Linked DNA regions of Homo sapiens: region 2 is linked to region 1. A link is a loop called in an ENCODE intact Hi-C map of the cell type or tissue named here. Cell type or tissue: lower leg skin. All regions are shown on one strand. Links, peaks and the distances in the headings refer to the core of each region. The heading gives the core; the rest is flanking DNA. Region 1 overlaps SPSB4 (splA/ryanodine receptor domain and SOCS box containing 4). Region 2 has its middle 51 kb from the start of SPSB4.

Region 1 (7,697 bases), core at 2,108-4,607:
GGTATGGGAGGCAGAGGAGTGAGTTTCAGGCCTGGCTCAGTCCCTGAACAGCAGGTGAGCTGGAGCTGCTCCCCACCTTCTCTGGGCCTTTCCACTGTAAGATGAGGGGTGGAATGAGAAGGTCTCTAAGCTAGGACTAACAACTGAGCTCCCACCATTGTCAAGGAGAAGGCGGAAGCTCCATGTGCTGAATCACCTCCAAGATATATGAAGTGATGGAAGCAAGGTGCATGGCAAGGTGTGAGTGGACTGCTGCTGTTTGTGTATTTGTGGGAAACACCTTAGAATACACAAGAATCTGACAGCATCGGTTGCCTCTGGGGAGGGTGGCTGAAAACAGGGGTGGGAAGAAGACTGATCACTGTCATGTTTTAATAAAACCTTATAAATGTATTCAAAATAAGTAAAATCTAAATTTAAAAAACTGGACTCCAAAAGGCCCAGGTTTTGATGAATGAATAAATACCAGTTAGAGCGGTGGGGTCACCCTCCATGATCTGGTCTCTTTGCTGACTGCTCTCTTCCTCGTATGCACCTTGGACTTCTCACAACCTCCTGAGTGCTGCTGTGCAATTTAAAGCCGCTGTGCCTTCACACATGCTGTGCCCTCCCCTGAAATGCTGCTTTCGGTCTTCTCCATCTAGGGAAAGGGATACTTGAGTCTTTAAATCTCAACTCAAATATTCCTCCTCTGTCTGCACTTCCTCGATGCCACAGCTGACCCAAACACCTGATATTCTCTCTCTCCTCCACGCCTCCTGCACTACCCAGAGCCCTTTATTAATGCTCATCTCACTGAACTATCACTATTGTTACTTGTGTGGCTACCCGATAAACTAGGGGCTCTTTGAGGCATGGCCTCGGTCTGATCCTAGGGAGTACCCCAGGACCTAGCACAGAATGCTGCTCAGTAAATGTTCTCCATCTCTGAGAGATCAAACACACACAGAACATCTATCCCAGGTGGCTCCCTGGTGGTCTATCCACTAAAAATTAAGTCTTTTCTCTTATTCCACCTCCTGCTTTGGCCTCATCTGAATGCTGGGAAAGTTAATTTTTAACATTAGTTTGAGCAAAATACAATTAGGAAGGGAAGCCCTGCAGCAAGAAGTGATCTCAGTACATGCGCCCAGCAGCACACAGTGAAGGGCCTGGCTGCTGCTCTGCCCACTGCAGTAATTGATTTTGTGGGTTATTCATAGCAAAGGTGTCATCGGGGCCTTCACCTTGGCTGCCTCTCTGTCTGCCTGCTTGGGAACCCTGTGGTAACGAGACTCCCACGAGAAGGGGTTGCCAGGCAGAGGCTCCTGAGCTCGGTGATTTAACTAGCTCTGTGAATTCAGTAAGACTCTGACCCTCGCTGGCCCCCATTCACAGCAGAAGGGGCTTGCACCAGAGTCCCTAAGGCCCTGCCCACTTGGACACTCTATCTGGAATTTTAAACATTAGCCCAAGCAGGACAGAACAGCGAAAGAGGCCACCGCAGACAAATAAAAATCTTTTATTTTATTTTTTTTTTTAAGACAGAGTCTCGCTCTGTTGCCCAGGCTGGAGTGCAGTGGTGTGATCTCGGTTCACTGCAACCTCCACCTCCTGCGTTCAAGTGATGTTCGTGCCTCAGCCTCCCAAGTAGCTGGGATTACAGGCTTGAGCCACCATGCCTGGCTAATTTTTGTACTTTTAGTAGAGAAAAGTTCACCATGTTGCCCAGGCTGGTCTTGAACTCCTAACCTCAGGTGATCCACCTGTCTTGGCCTCCCAAAGTGCTGGGATTACAGGCCTGAGCCACTGTGCCTGGGCACAAATAAAAATCTTCAAGTCAATTTTAGAGACTAGCAGAGGGGATGTAAGGCTGTCCCAATAGTTACAGGATGATATTCACATGCAAGACAGACTCCCAGAAGGAAACTCAGAAACCTAAGGGACTACCTTTCTTCTTCAGGGCTGAGTTGAAGGCATTGTTGAAACATGTCTTCACCAATACTGTCCTTGCCCTGGATGGACACATAGTGGGGACAGGACAGAGGCCAGGCCCAACTCTGTTTTCTCTGTCGCTGAACAGACTCTTCTCGTCTTATTTATTTTTTTCCTAAGCCTTTTGCATTCCTATGAACACACCTTTCCAGTGAATGAAGCGACATTACCATTAAGATAGTCTTATCACTCTGATTTACTCAAAAGATAAATAATGTATGAACTTCCATTCTACTAACTTTTATGTTAATTACTAATGGATTTCTGATGGTTTTGCCTCCAGCATCCGTCACCTGCCCTTTAGGTAAAACATTTCAGATCCCTTGGGGAGTGTGTTTTTCCTGAGGCTTTGCCCCATCCCAACCCCAGGCGTGGAGCCTCTGACCAGGCTGAGCCAATCAGCACATTCCAGTCCAGTGGCCACTGTGACTGACTGGTTCAGGGGTGAGCCTGAGATCCCAGTGGGGCCCATGAGAGTGGATTCCAGGACTTGTGCTGGGCATGGCCTGCAATAAGAAGGAGCAACAGGTGGACCCAGGGCCTCCTTGAAGTCATTTGGGGACCTGAGAAAGATGACCCCATACAGAGGCCTCTAGAATGTGTATGTAGGAGGGGCTCAGGAGTGGTGGTCTGTGAGATGGGAGATCTAGGAAACACTGTCTGCTTAGATCCTGTTATTTCAGGTAGGTTGAGGGTGTGGGGCCTAAAGCCCCATAAGACACCCCTAAGGTGCCACTAGACACGAAGGAAGAAGAGCTGAGAAATGGAGAGAGAGACGTCAGACCCTGCCAATGGTGTTTGAACCTGGGATTACAGGTGAGGCTAAAGCAACTACAATTACTCAGTGACAAAAGCACATATATTCCTTTTATTAACTTAAGGCAGTTTGGGGTCAGGTCTTCTGTTCCTTATAAAAGAATACAACTAACAAACTACTTCTGCTGTGCTAAGCCCATCCTAGACCCTGAACTTGGTTTCTTGAACTCTGATCGGAGGTAATTCCTGATGGATACCCTAGGGTGTGGTAGAGGGTCTCTGGTCTGGTGAGAAAGGCATGGGGTGAGAACTGCCCTTAAGAGGACTGCAGTCAGAGCAGATCCCAGGGAGGGTGAAAAGCCATAATGGGATACCTGAGGCCAGGCCAAGGTGCACACTTAGAGGAGGAGGTGCTGCCTTCATGGAGTGGCCCGAGGGCTCCAGAAAGCCTTGCCCCACACTATCTCCCCAACTGGTACCTCAAAACCCACCTGAGCATTTTTCTTTGAGTTCAGTGCAACATAGGAGGACAATAAAGAGGGAATGTCCAAGTTAAAACGGAGTCTCCAGGGACACCAGCCCACACAGGAGCTGCAAAAAAAGGATCTGCCACCTAGAGGGCTGGAGTGGCTGACTCAGTGCCACCACGGCCAGTCTAGGGCAGAGCACAGACTAGAACCTCTGAATTCTCACTTCCAAATTGTAGTCCCTTCCAATGGCCCATAGCTGTTGTCTTTGCTCTTGATTTACATCCCGTTATGCAAAATCTGTACCACCAGGTGGCGATGTAGTTACCACATGTAGTGTGGAATTTTAAGTGGCCATCACGGATTCTCTTTTATGAAAGTGTATCTTTATTTCATCTAAAAGATAATAAGCAGTTTACCAGGAAAGGGAGATGGAAAAGAAATTTTTTTAAAAAACGTAGTAAGCATTTAAAACTTTAATCTATTTTATTATAACTTTGAAGGCAAAGAAAAGAATTATGATTACTTACATTGTGTCTTCTTTATTAATTACTTGCCTCTTCCTAACCCTGTCAATGAGGGAGTGGAGAGAAGCCATACCTTGAAGTCAGACCCGCCTGGCTTTGAAATTCAACTCTGCCGTGTATTAGCTGTATGTCTTCGGCAAGTCACTTCTCTTTGAGCTCAAATGATCCATCTGTAACAATGGATTCAATACTACGCCAGACAGGGCTGCTGCATCCTCGGGGGGCAGCATATAGTAGGTGTTTGATAAATCTCAGTTAAATGAATGAATGAGGTACCTAGTGGAATGCTTGGCATAATATAGCAAGTACCCAATAAATGAAACTTATTACTAGAGGCAAAAGGGAAGCAGATCTACCAATGAAATTATAGGCCATGGGCAGTAAGAAATGGGGCTTTGTAGGGGATGTGGGAACTCAGTGGGAGGCCAGGAATCAGCGCAATGGTGACTGCCCACTGGCTTACTGCACAAGGCGGATGCTTTTCAACTTCAGTGTGTAACATCCCGTTTCACCACGCACCTCAGCCTCAAAGCCCTTCTGGAATCCTTTCTGCCTTGCAGTGAAGTTCTGAAGGAGAATTCCCATCCACCCTTTTCTGTGAGCCTTTCTGGCCTCACCTGTGAAAAAGAGGCTAAAATGGTTCCTGAATGTATGGTGCTAAAGATATTTAAGGAACTCAGTCTCCTCATTCATCTGACTCCATCCGCCTTGTGGGCTGAAGACTTTCCAGACTCAGGGCCTCATTCTCTACGTCTGTAAAACCTGCAGGCGGCTTGGATGGTACCCATCCCTTCCAGAGGTGGGATCTTGGGTGTACTCCTACCCCTCAGGCTGACAGGCCTTCCCAGGGGCACAGAATTCTTTTAAAAGGAGCATTGGTTCACTTCAAACCTCCTCAACTCTAACGGCGCAAATTCTGTGACGCTTTATTTTTCCCAGCTTGAATGGGTAGACCTAGCACCTCATAAAGTGACAAGGAAAATATTTGGCTGGTTTCGTAAACCGGGGCCACAAAGGCTCACTTGTGATGGGCCGGCCGCGCAGCCTGTGCTGGCTCCCAGGACGCCCTGGCAGGCCCTGCCCAGGTCTGGGCAGCAAAGTCTGCAGACACCACTGCCTGCCTGACACCGGCCACCTGTGTGCAGGTCACGAGGTCTGGCAGCCTTTCATTCCCGCCTGGCCATCTCCTCCCACAGACTTCCAGAATCTAAGCTGCCAAAAACAACCCCAGCCATCTGCCATGCAGAGGAGATCCTTGGGGGTGTGTCTGGGAGGCCCTCAAAGAAGCTTCTGTGGCTGGTCAGTGGCAGCCACCTGGGAGGTGTCTGCAGCGTGTCCAGGTCACAGTCTGGCCCCAGCAGGCTCTCCTCAAGGAATCTACCCACAAACTTCCCTCTTGCCAGTCTCATGTACTTTCTTCCCCTTCCCCAAGAAATGAAGCACATTCCAGCCCCTTGCCTTTGCTCCTGCCACTCCCACTGCCTGGAGTGCTTTTCCCCTGCCCTCTCCCTCCAGCCCATTCCTGCCCCATTTCAATGCTGCACAAGGTCCTCCTCTCGGCCCAGTCCCTCTGTCATTCTGCACCCGCAGGGACCTGCAGGCACTCCTTGTCTGTACCCCTCACTAGATAATCACACCCTTCTAGGGGCTGCTTTATAGTTTAATGCTGGTATTATTTATTTCACTGCTGAGATCATTTCACTGACACCTCATTTATTGGAAACTGTTGGGGAAAGCTTTCTCAACATGAGTGAATTTGTCGGATCAATGGTCCTTTTAAGTGACGAACCTACTTTGAGCATGATCTCTTTGGGTGGGAATTTTTCTAAGACTCATTATTCCCTGATCTTGAACTAATCACCCTAAACATAACTGAATCCATTCTGGAGGATTCAGAATTAGAAGGAAAAAAAAAAAAAAGGTCATTTTTGGTACTACAACCTTGCTCTGCCTGGCTCCTGAGGGCTGGGCCTCATGCCCCTTTGCTGAATGGCTCCGGACAGCTGCACTTTAAGAGTTCTTGTTTGCTGTGGCTGTTCTGTGTCCCTCATGTGGGTAGGCAGTTCGCTGTTGGAGGGTTGCGGCTGGTGTGCCTGTCTCTGGCCTTACCTACCCTACATTCTCATTTGTGGTTTGTTGTGCGGAGGGAATGGGAGGCAGGTAACCAGGGAGGTATAAATGAACTGCAAGCAAGTAGCACCTGAGAAGACCTTTCTTTAATATACTTCAGGACAGAAGCTGATTCCTTCCCAGGCACCAACTGAGTCTTTTCCATTCATTTTCAGGGTCAGGATTGTGTACAGCTGAGGGCACCAAAAGTGTGTGCTGTTCCGATGCTGCCATTTCCTTGGGTTGATGAGTGAGCTGGATGGGAAGCTCTTTGCTCCCTGTCGTGGGGCCCCTCTGTGTCCACACTGTGCCTGACCTGGAGTAGCTCAGTAACAAGTCCTAGTTGACTTGCCTTGGGGGATGTGGCCTACCCCAGGGTTCACTGTTATCAGCTCCTGCTTTAGAATTAATTGTGCCTTGAAAGGGCATGCTAGGTCTGCAAATGGAGCCAGCTCAGAGGGGGACATGGCTCCAGGCCAGTGTAGGCTGCTGTCTTCAGAGGCTGCCCCTTTGCCACTGGGATTCCTAAAGCCCTGTTGTTAACAATCAGGTATTGGGAAAACAGAGACATCAAACAGCTTTATGCAGCACCCAGGACAGGCGCGGCCACTTGGGAGCCATTCCTTTTTTTGTAAGTGACCGTATCTGGTTTGGGCTGCAGGAAATCCTCTTTTAGGGTCTGGGAATAGAGGGGAGTCCTGGAGTCCAAGTGTGAGGTAGAGGCAGAGATGTGGCCTCTTCCTCATGGGCAGGCTTGGCTGCCCTAGGGCTTGAGGAGTTCTGCCAGGCAGTGTTCTCTTGGCCATGCTTTCTTTGAGCAACCGCATTGACCTCCAGGCATCTCAAAGGGGCCACTTACCTGTTAGTAAGTCTGCAATTTTGCCCACACCCCAACTTATCCTTACTGAAAATTTTCATATATACAAAGTTTCTGTTCCTGCTTGGTTCCTTTATCCTCTGTGAGACCCTGCCTGCCTCTCCAGCTTTTTTTCCTGCCATGCTCCCTGCATGTCACCTGCCACCTGAGTTCTTAAATTGTGCCAGCCTCCCTCTTGCCACAGGGCCTTTGCACATGCTGCTGCTGCTGCCTAGAATACCTTTTTCTTCATCCCTCACCCCCAAACAGGCACCTCACTTGTTAATTCCTCCTCTAAGCTTAGAGGTTCCTTAGATTGGCCTTCTCTGGCTCTCAAGACAGACCAGGCCCCACTCATACACTCTCCCAGGACCATCTACCTTCCCGACATGCCACCCTGCACACTAGTAACCACAGGCTAATTTCTGTAATCGGTTGTATGTTTTCCTTGCTAAGTTGTACGTTCCATGGGGTAGGATCCCTGGCTGCCTGTTCGCTGCCTTATCTTCAGTACCTAGCACAGGGCCTGGCCACAGTACCTGCTCTGTATATATTACTCAGTTACTAAGTGACTACACCCTTCACTCCAGCTCTATCCACACTGAGCTGCCCCAGACCCCGAGCCCTCTCATAACTCCGATTTCTTGCTCTTTCTGCCTGGATACACCTTTATTGCTTGAGTAATTCCTAGTCTTAGATGAAGGAATGAATGAATCAATGAAAGCATGAATAAACAAACTATTAGAACTTTTGGTGATTTATGTGAGAATCCACTGCACAACTGGAAAGGCACGAAATGTGGGGCTAGAGGAGCATTCCTGGAGGAAAGGGCCCTTGAGAAGGAGTACTGCCTTCAGGGAAGCATGATGACTTTACAAGCATCTCTCTAAATGCTTCAGGGAAACCTACAAGTCTCCAGTGAGCAAGGGCTGGTGCGTGGAAACGAATAGTGCAGAACCTATTATGACTAGTTTAAGATGTGCAACACGTTATCGGTGCATCTTCTAT
Region 2 (7,697 bases), core at 2,808-5,307, 110 kb after region 1:
ATGGAAAAGTGCTTGGAGGCTTAACAGCCTTACTTATTTGGGAAACTTAAATCAATTGTCTGATAGGAAAGACAGGGGAGGAAGGAAGAGAAAACAGGGCCAGGTCACGGAACTGAGCCTCTTAGCATGGGGTTACCTGCTTTTTTGATCCTGAAGTTCCCAGAGAGCTACTGAGGAGGTTTTGTTGCTACGGAAGATTTAATACAGAAACACACACACACACACACACACACACACACACACACACACACACACACAGATAGATATGAGGTAGGCAGCTTCTAAAAGGGCTCTCAGTAATTCCTGCCTCCTGGAATACTCTTGGGTAATTCCATCCCCTTGAGTGTGGGCTGGCCCTAGTAACTTGTTTGTAATGAATAGAATACGGCAAAAGCAACAGGTTGTCATTCTGAGATTAGGTTATAAAAGACTCTGGCTTCTTTCTGGCCTGCCTCTTGCTCCATCGCTCACCCACTCTAATAAAGCCAGTGCCATGGCACAAAACTGAGTGTGGGCTTTGGCCAAAAGCTATCAAGGATCTGAGAATTCAGTCCAACAGCTCACGAGGAACTGAATCCTGCCAACAATCACGTGAGGGCACCTAGAAGTGGTTTCTTTCCAGTAGAGTCTTGAGTTGCCTGCAGCCCCAGGTGACACCTTGCAACCTGTAAGAGTCTCTTTCGGAGATGGAAAACCCAGATTCGTGATCCATAGAAACTATGAGATGATAAATACCTGTTGCTTTAAGTTACTGAGTATCAGAGTAATTTGTTATGCAGTGATAGGAAAAATATTTTCTTCTGACAAAGGTAACCATCATCTAGAATTTTGTGTTTATTATTCCCTTGGTTTTCTTTATCATTTTGACATGGATATATGTTTGCCTAAACATATTTTGTTGCGTTTTGCCAGATTTTATACTTAACTTCAACAGAATCATGCTATCGGTATACTTCTGTGACTTGTTTTTCTTATTCAAAATTAAGTTCCTGAGACTGAGCCACATTGATGATATAGTTCGTTATGTGACGTGTTTCCGCATACTCCTGTCCATGGACTCGCAGAATGCTTTCAGTGTTTTGCTATTGCCACCAGGCTGCTATGAACATGCTGTGTGACTCCTAGAACACAGGAGTCAGGATTTATCTGGGGAATTATAGGCCTAGGAGTGAAAGTGCCAGTTTATATGTTATAAGTATTTTCAACTTTAGAATATAGTACAAATTTTTTCCCAAAATGCTGATACCACTTAACACTCCCAAGTAGAGTACATAAACATTTCTTTGTTCATATCCATTTGATATTGTCTGATTTATTACATTTTGCCTTTTTGATAGTTGCAACATGACATCTCATTATGATTTTAATTTGCAGTTTCCTAATTATCATACTATTAACATGACCATTTTTAACATGTTTATTACATATCAGGTTTTATTCTCCTGTGAAATACTTATGACTTTTGGCCAGGTTTTTACTGGAGTGTCTTTAACTGATTGATTCATAGATATTCTTTATATATTCTATTTCTATCCCTCATCAGTCATCTGTGTGGAAAATATATTTTTCCAGTTTTTGAATTATCTTTTCATTCTTTTTGGAGTACTTTGAGAAAAAAAAGTTTTGAAGTTTAACATAGGCTCACTTATCAATCATTTTTAATATCTTTTTAAAGCACTTTGAATATCTTGCTTAAGAAAACCCTTTCTCTCACTCATTTGTAGACTTTCTCCTATATTTTCTTCTTCTTACAGTTGTAAAAGTTTAGCTTCTCACATTTAAGTCTAATTCATCCGAAATGGCTTCTTTTAGTATAGCATGAGGTATCCACCAATTGGATATGAATATTTAATTCTATATTTTTTCATATGGATAACTTTGAAACAGCACCATTTTGTTGGATGGTCGATCCATCTCTCACTGATTTGCAATGTTGTCTCTGACATGGTCACGTTTCTTCATAGGTGTGTCTCTGTTTCTAGGCTCTGTCTTCTGTTTCATTATTCTAGTTTATATCCCTGTACCCAAACCATACTGTCTTAGTTACTCTAACTTTATAATAATAATGTTACTGTATCCTATTCTTCTTCTTTGGAAGCATCTAGGCTATGCTGGTTCTTTGTTCTACCATGTACATTTTGGAATTATTTTAACAAATTCTAAGAAAAAAGCTATTGAGCTTCAATTTTGTAGAACCAATAGGTCTATTAGACACAATTGGCATCATTATAATACCAAGGTTTTCTAACCATAACAATTCCTATCCATTTATTTGGGACTTCTTCAAAAGTTTTCCAAAAGAGTTATAATTTTTTCCACATTTTCTTCCTATATTTTCTGAGCTTTATGTTCAGCTATATGATTTTTCATGGTTGCTTTTATAAAAAAGGCATTATTTAAAATTTATATTTTGTTTCTTGCCTACTATAAAATACAGTGTTTTCTATATATCCTGCAATGTTGTTAAACATATATTAATTCTAATAATTTACCTATGGATTATTTTCTGTTTTCCATATTGATGATCATAACAGCTTCATTTCTTCCTTCTTAATTGTTTCTGGCTAGGACCCTAATTATGATATTGAATAAAAGTGATAAAAGCAGACGTTCTTGATTTGTTCTTGATTTTGAAGAAACTACTATAATATGTCACTTTAAGTATGATGTTTTCTATAGGTTTATTGAAGATATTTTCTATCTGGTTAAATAATTCCCCTTCCATTTCTAGTTTGCAAAGAGTTTTATCTCGAATGAATATAACATTTCACTAAATGCTTTTTCCACACCTGTGAGAATCATGTGGTTTTTCTTCACTAATCTGCTGATGTGAAAAATTTACACTGATAATTTTTTAAATGTTAACTAACCTTGTATTACTGGGATTAACCCAATTTAATTATAAATTTATTATATTTTTAAAAATGCCATCAATAAATTCCTTTTGCTTTGAGCCTATCAAGTTCATGAATGAGATTGGCCTGCAATTTTTCATACTGCCTTCTTGTTCCTGCTTTTGCAATCAAGATATAATAATCAAAAAATGATTAAAGAGTGTACCATTATTTTCTGTTTTCTGGAAAAATATACGTACATTTGCAATGATCTGTTCCATAAGTGGTTGATGAAACTTGATGGTTAAAATCTAGGATTTCTGGGTGTGCTATGAGAAAATTTTAAACCACAGATTAAATTTCTCTTCATAAGCCAGTACTAATTAATTTGGCAAGTGATTCTCATGAACTTGTTAATTTCATCTAAATTTAAAAAATGCTTAGTATAATATTTTGATAATCAACACAGTTAAGATGAGTTACATTTTTTTGAAACAGAAATAAAAAATCTAGTGGCTTCAGCTGGTTTCATTTTTGTTGTATAATGGTAAGATCAAAGGTTGGTTGTCTAGAGTGGTACCGTTGCTCCACATTGCTATCTGGGATGATTTCTTTGTCTTGCTGCTTAGTCATGTCCTGTGTGCTTGTGACTACCTTGTCACAGGTTGCTTGGCCTCAAGCATGATGACAGCATTCCAGGCAAGAGGGAGTAAAAAGGTAAAGGGAGTGAGATATGGTCCAAGTAGAGATAGACATCTAGCGCAAGGTTTCTATTTTATAGCTGAAACTGCAAAGGCAAATGCACTAAGTGGTAGAACATATCAAGCATTTGAAAAATCAGGGGAAACTAGTATATAGAGATATAAGCTCTATCACAGCTCTAGAAAAAAATTAACAAATGGCTGAGTGATTAGCAGGTCATTGAAAGCCAAGTGTGAAAGCCAGGGGGGCTTCTTTAGCAGCACACAAAGAAGGGCTCATCTCTGCAGTGGGAGGGCAAGGAGACTAAGGACCAAGCCTAGGATCTAATCATCAGAGCAGACCAGCTCCAAAGATTGAATTCCCAACCAAAGTAGGTCTGCTATGCCCAGGCCAGAGCTCTGATTGGGAAAGAATGGGGCACATGTGACAGAGTCATCTGAGTTGATGCTTCTGAAAATCTTAAATGCCTACTCTAGTGCTGACAAGTGGCACAATAACAAAGTCACCACAGTGGCAGAGATGAAGGCTCTGCCTGGGCCCAGCAGCATGGGCTTCCACCCGTAGAGGCTGATCGAGCTATTGCTGCCACCAAGTGGCCAACCTTCCAGCAACAGAGACCAATGCTAAGCCCCAGACATGACACCATTCCTTGAGGGGACCAGGCAGCCAGGAAGTGGGAAGTTGACTATATCTGTCCTTTTGCATTAAGGAAGGGCCAGAAATGTGTTTGGACAGAAATGGACACATATTTTACATATGGGTTTGCCTTTCCTGACAGCACCTCCATCTGAGAACTTACAGAAAATATGACCCATTTGCACATCACATCAGACCAGGGGGCCCACTTTCCAGGGAAGGAGGTATAGGAGCAGGCCTGTGATCACAAGATCTACTGGTTATATCACACTTACCACCCAAAAGCTTCTGACCTCATAGGCTTGCAATGGCCTGCTGAAGGCACAGCTGAAGTTCCAGTTCACAGGTGACACTGAATCAAGATGGGACACTATCCTCCAGGATGTTGTATACAAACTGAAAACTATTAGGTGGATCTGCATCCCCAAAAAGAGGAATGCATGCATCCAAAGGGGTGATTCCACCTATCACCTCTAGCTGGTGAGTTTCATCTTCTTGCAACTCTGGGCTCTGCAAACTTAGAGGTCTGGGTCCCCAAAGAGAGGAACACTTATGCCAAGAACCCACTTGAACCATAAGCTGCATCTGCCACCTAGGCATGTCAAGTTCTTCATGGCCAGCAGGCAAGAAGAGGGGTCTTCATTTTATCAAGGAGAATTGGCCCTCATCATTAGGAGAAACTTATGGTTTTCTGCTGCACAATGAGGGTAGGGAGGAATAAAGGGGAACCAGAAGATCCACTTGGATCCCTCCTGGTATTCGCTTTCCCAGTTTTGATGGTAGCTGGGCAAGTGCAGCAGATCTGTCCTGAGAAAGGTATGGTGACCAGACATTGAGACACTGCAGAGATGAGTGTCTGCATTGTGTCATCATTTGAACCACTAAGACCAGCATAAGCGTGACCTGAGAGTGGGGGAAATCTAGAATAAACTGGGGAAGAGGGAAGCAATGAGTATACTTGTAGCTTCAAGATCAGCTGCAATTTTCCTCTTAAGTTTCCTTCAGCAAGAGCATCCCACTGGAATTCCCGTTGATAGTGTTGTTCAAATCTTCCGCAATACACTGGAGAGGTGGATCTGGACTATAGTGGACAAGGAATGGCATCACATAGATCACCATTTCAAGAAATCTATTCTTTTCCTCTAAGTTGTTGCATTTATTGGCATAAAGATCTTCACATTTGCTTATTATCTTATTATTTCAGTATTTGTAGCATTGGTAGTATTTGTCTCTGTTTTATTTATGATATTGCTAACTTGTGTCTTAGTCTTTTTTTTTTTTTTTTGAGGCAGGGTCTCACTCTGTCACCCAGGCTGGAGTACAGTGGTGCATTCACTGCAGCCTCAACTTTCTTGGACTCAAGTGATCCCTCTACCTCAGCTTCCCAAGTAGCTGGGACTACAGGCACATGCCACCATGCCCAGCTAGCTTTTAAATTTTTTGATGGAGATGAGGTCTCACTATATTGCTCAGGATGGTCTCGAACTCCTGGGCTCAAGTGATCCTCCTGCCTTGGCCCCCAAAGTGTTGGCATTACAGTCTTGAGCCACCACGCCCAGCCTGTCTTATTCTTTTTATCAGTCTAGCCAGGGTTGTATCAACTTTATTAATCTTTCAAAAAACCAGCTTTTAGTTCATGAATGTTTTACACTTTTTATTTTATTGATTTCTTTATTATTATCTTTATTATTTCCTTTTTTCTATTTAGGGATAAATTAGCTCTTCTTTTTCTAGTTTTTTAAGGTGGGAGCTTAGATCTTTTATTTTATACTTTTCTATTTTTACCATTAAAGCCATTTATTTCCCTTTAAAGCACATCTTTAAATGCATCCCACAAATTTTGATATGGTGTTTTCGTGATCATTCAGCTCAAAGTATTTTCTAAAGAATCTTATGATTTCTTCTTTGACCCATGGATTATTTAGAAGTATGCTGTTTAACTTCAGAATATTAGGAGGGATATTTCAGGTATTTTTCTGTAATTAATTTCTGATTTTATTCTACTTTAAATAATACTCTGTATTATTTAAATCCTTTTACATTTATTGAGACTTCTTTTATGACCCAGTATATAGTCTATGTTGGTGAATGAACCGTATGCATTGAAAAGAAAATTTTTTGCTTTATTGGATGGAGTATTCTATAAATGCCAATTAGATCAAGTTGGTTGATAGTATTGTTCAAATCTTGTATATCTTTACTGACTTTTTGTCTATTTGTTCTACCACTTATTAAGACAGGAGTGTTGATGTTTCCAACAATAGTTATGGATTTGTCTATTTTTACTTTCAGTTGTAAGCTTTTGCTTGGAGTATGTCTGCTTTATGTGATGTTAATATAGCCACTTAGCTTCTTGTGCTTAGTGTTTGCATGGTATATCTCTTTTCATCCTTTTATTTACTTCTAATCTCTCTGTGTATCTGTATTTAAAATGGGTGCATCTGCATGTTCTCACTTATAAGTGGGAGCTGAATGATGAGAACACATGGACACATGGCGGGGAACAACACACACTGGGGCCTGTTGGAGGGGCAGGGAGACAGAGCATCAGGAAGAATAGCTAATGAATGCTGGGCTTAATAGCTTAATACTTAGGTGATGGGTTGATTTGTGCAGCAAACCACCATGGCACATGTTTACCTATGCAACAAACCTGCACACCCTGCACATGTATCCCTGAACTTAAAATAAAAGTTAGGCTGGGCGCGGTGGCTCACACCTGTAATCCCAGCACTTTGGGAGGCCAAGGAGGGCGGATCACAAGGTCAGGAGATCAAGACCATCCTGGCTCACACAGTGAAACCCCGTCTCTACTAAAAATACAAAAAAATTAGCCAGGCATGGTGACCGGCGCCTGTAGTCCCAGCTACTTGGGAGGCTGAGGCAGGAGAATGGCGTGAACCCGGGAGGTGGAGCTTGCAGTGAGCGGAGATTGTGCCACTGCACTCCAGCCTGGGCGACAGAGTGAGATTCCGTCTCAATAAATAAATAAATAAATAAATAAATAAATATCGAAGAAAATAAATAAATAAATAAAATGGGTGCTCAATGTAACCAAACTGAAGAGGGCAGAGAAGAAAGAACAATTCTAAGTAACTTTGGAAAACAGTGTTTTGACTATAAAGTGTACAATATTGTACTCTACTTTGTAAATTTGTTTTTCAGAGGAGTGAAATTTACAATTTTTAAATGGCCTTATGTGTATTCTAGGACTCACCATGAACAATGAGAACCAGGTTTCTCACTGTCAGAGAAAGAAGTTACAAATAAAGGAAAGGAGACTGTTAGAATGAACACTGTGGTGCTGGTTTGGAATAGAATGTATTAGTATGAACTCATGGTACTAGATATACAGTTATATACAAATAGATATACAGCTATAGATACAGATATATACATGTATGTGTATATACTGGTTCTATTGCTGAGATGGCCTAGAAGCCATGATACCCCATGAACAATGATTACACCCAGTGCTTAGATATTGTTTCTAAACAGCATCCTCCAATGAAAGCAACTAGTGAT

The links. Hi-C counts contacts between places; a loop is a spot of excess contacts. Peaks named below come from ENCODE experiments on the same cell type or tissue, not always from the same donor. Only the 100,000 strongest peaks of a DNase experiment are listed, where the experiment ranks them.
Region 2: a loop joins it to region 1, with 2.5 times the contacts of the local background. A loop is called at or near these places in 95 of 110 quality-filtered maps.

What each region holds. Positions count from the first base shown.
Region 1 is chr3:141,101,778-141,109,474 of GRCh38, reverse strand. All of the region lies in intron 2 of SPSB4 (splA/ryanodine receptor domain and SOCS box containing 4), which reads right to left. Among named protein-coding and RNA genes, the nearest start is that of SPSB4, 54 kb to the right of the region's middle. RefSeq lists an enhancer at 6,012-6,528. In lower leg skin, for the core only: no CTCF peak of the experiment used is centred there; a DNase peak (open chromatin) is centred at 3,494.
Region 2 is chr3:140,996,653-141,004,349 of GRCh38, reverse strand. No RefSeq gene overlaps it. Among named protein-coding and RNA genes, the nearest start is that of SPSB4, 51 kb to the left of the region's middle. RefSeq lists a silencer at 4,041-4,220. In lower leg skin, for the core only: a CTCF peak has its summit at 4,062; no DNase peak of the experiment used is centred there.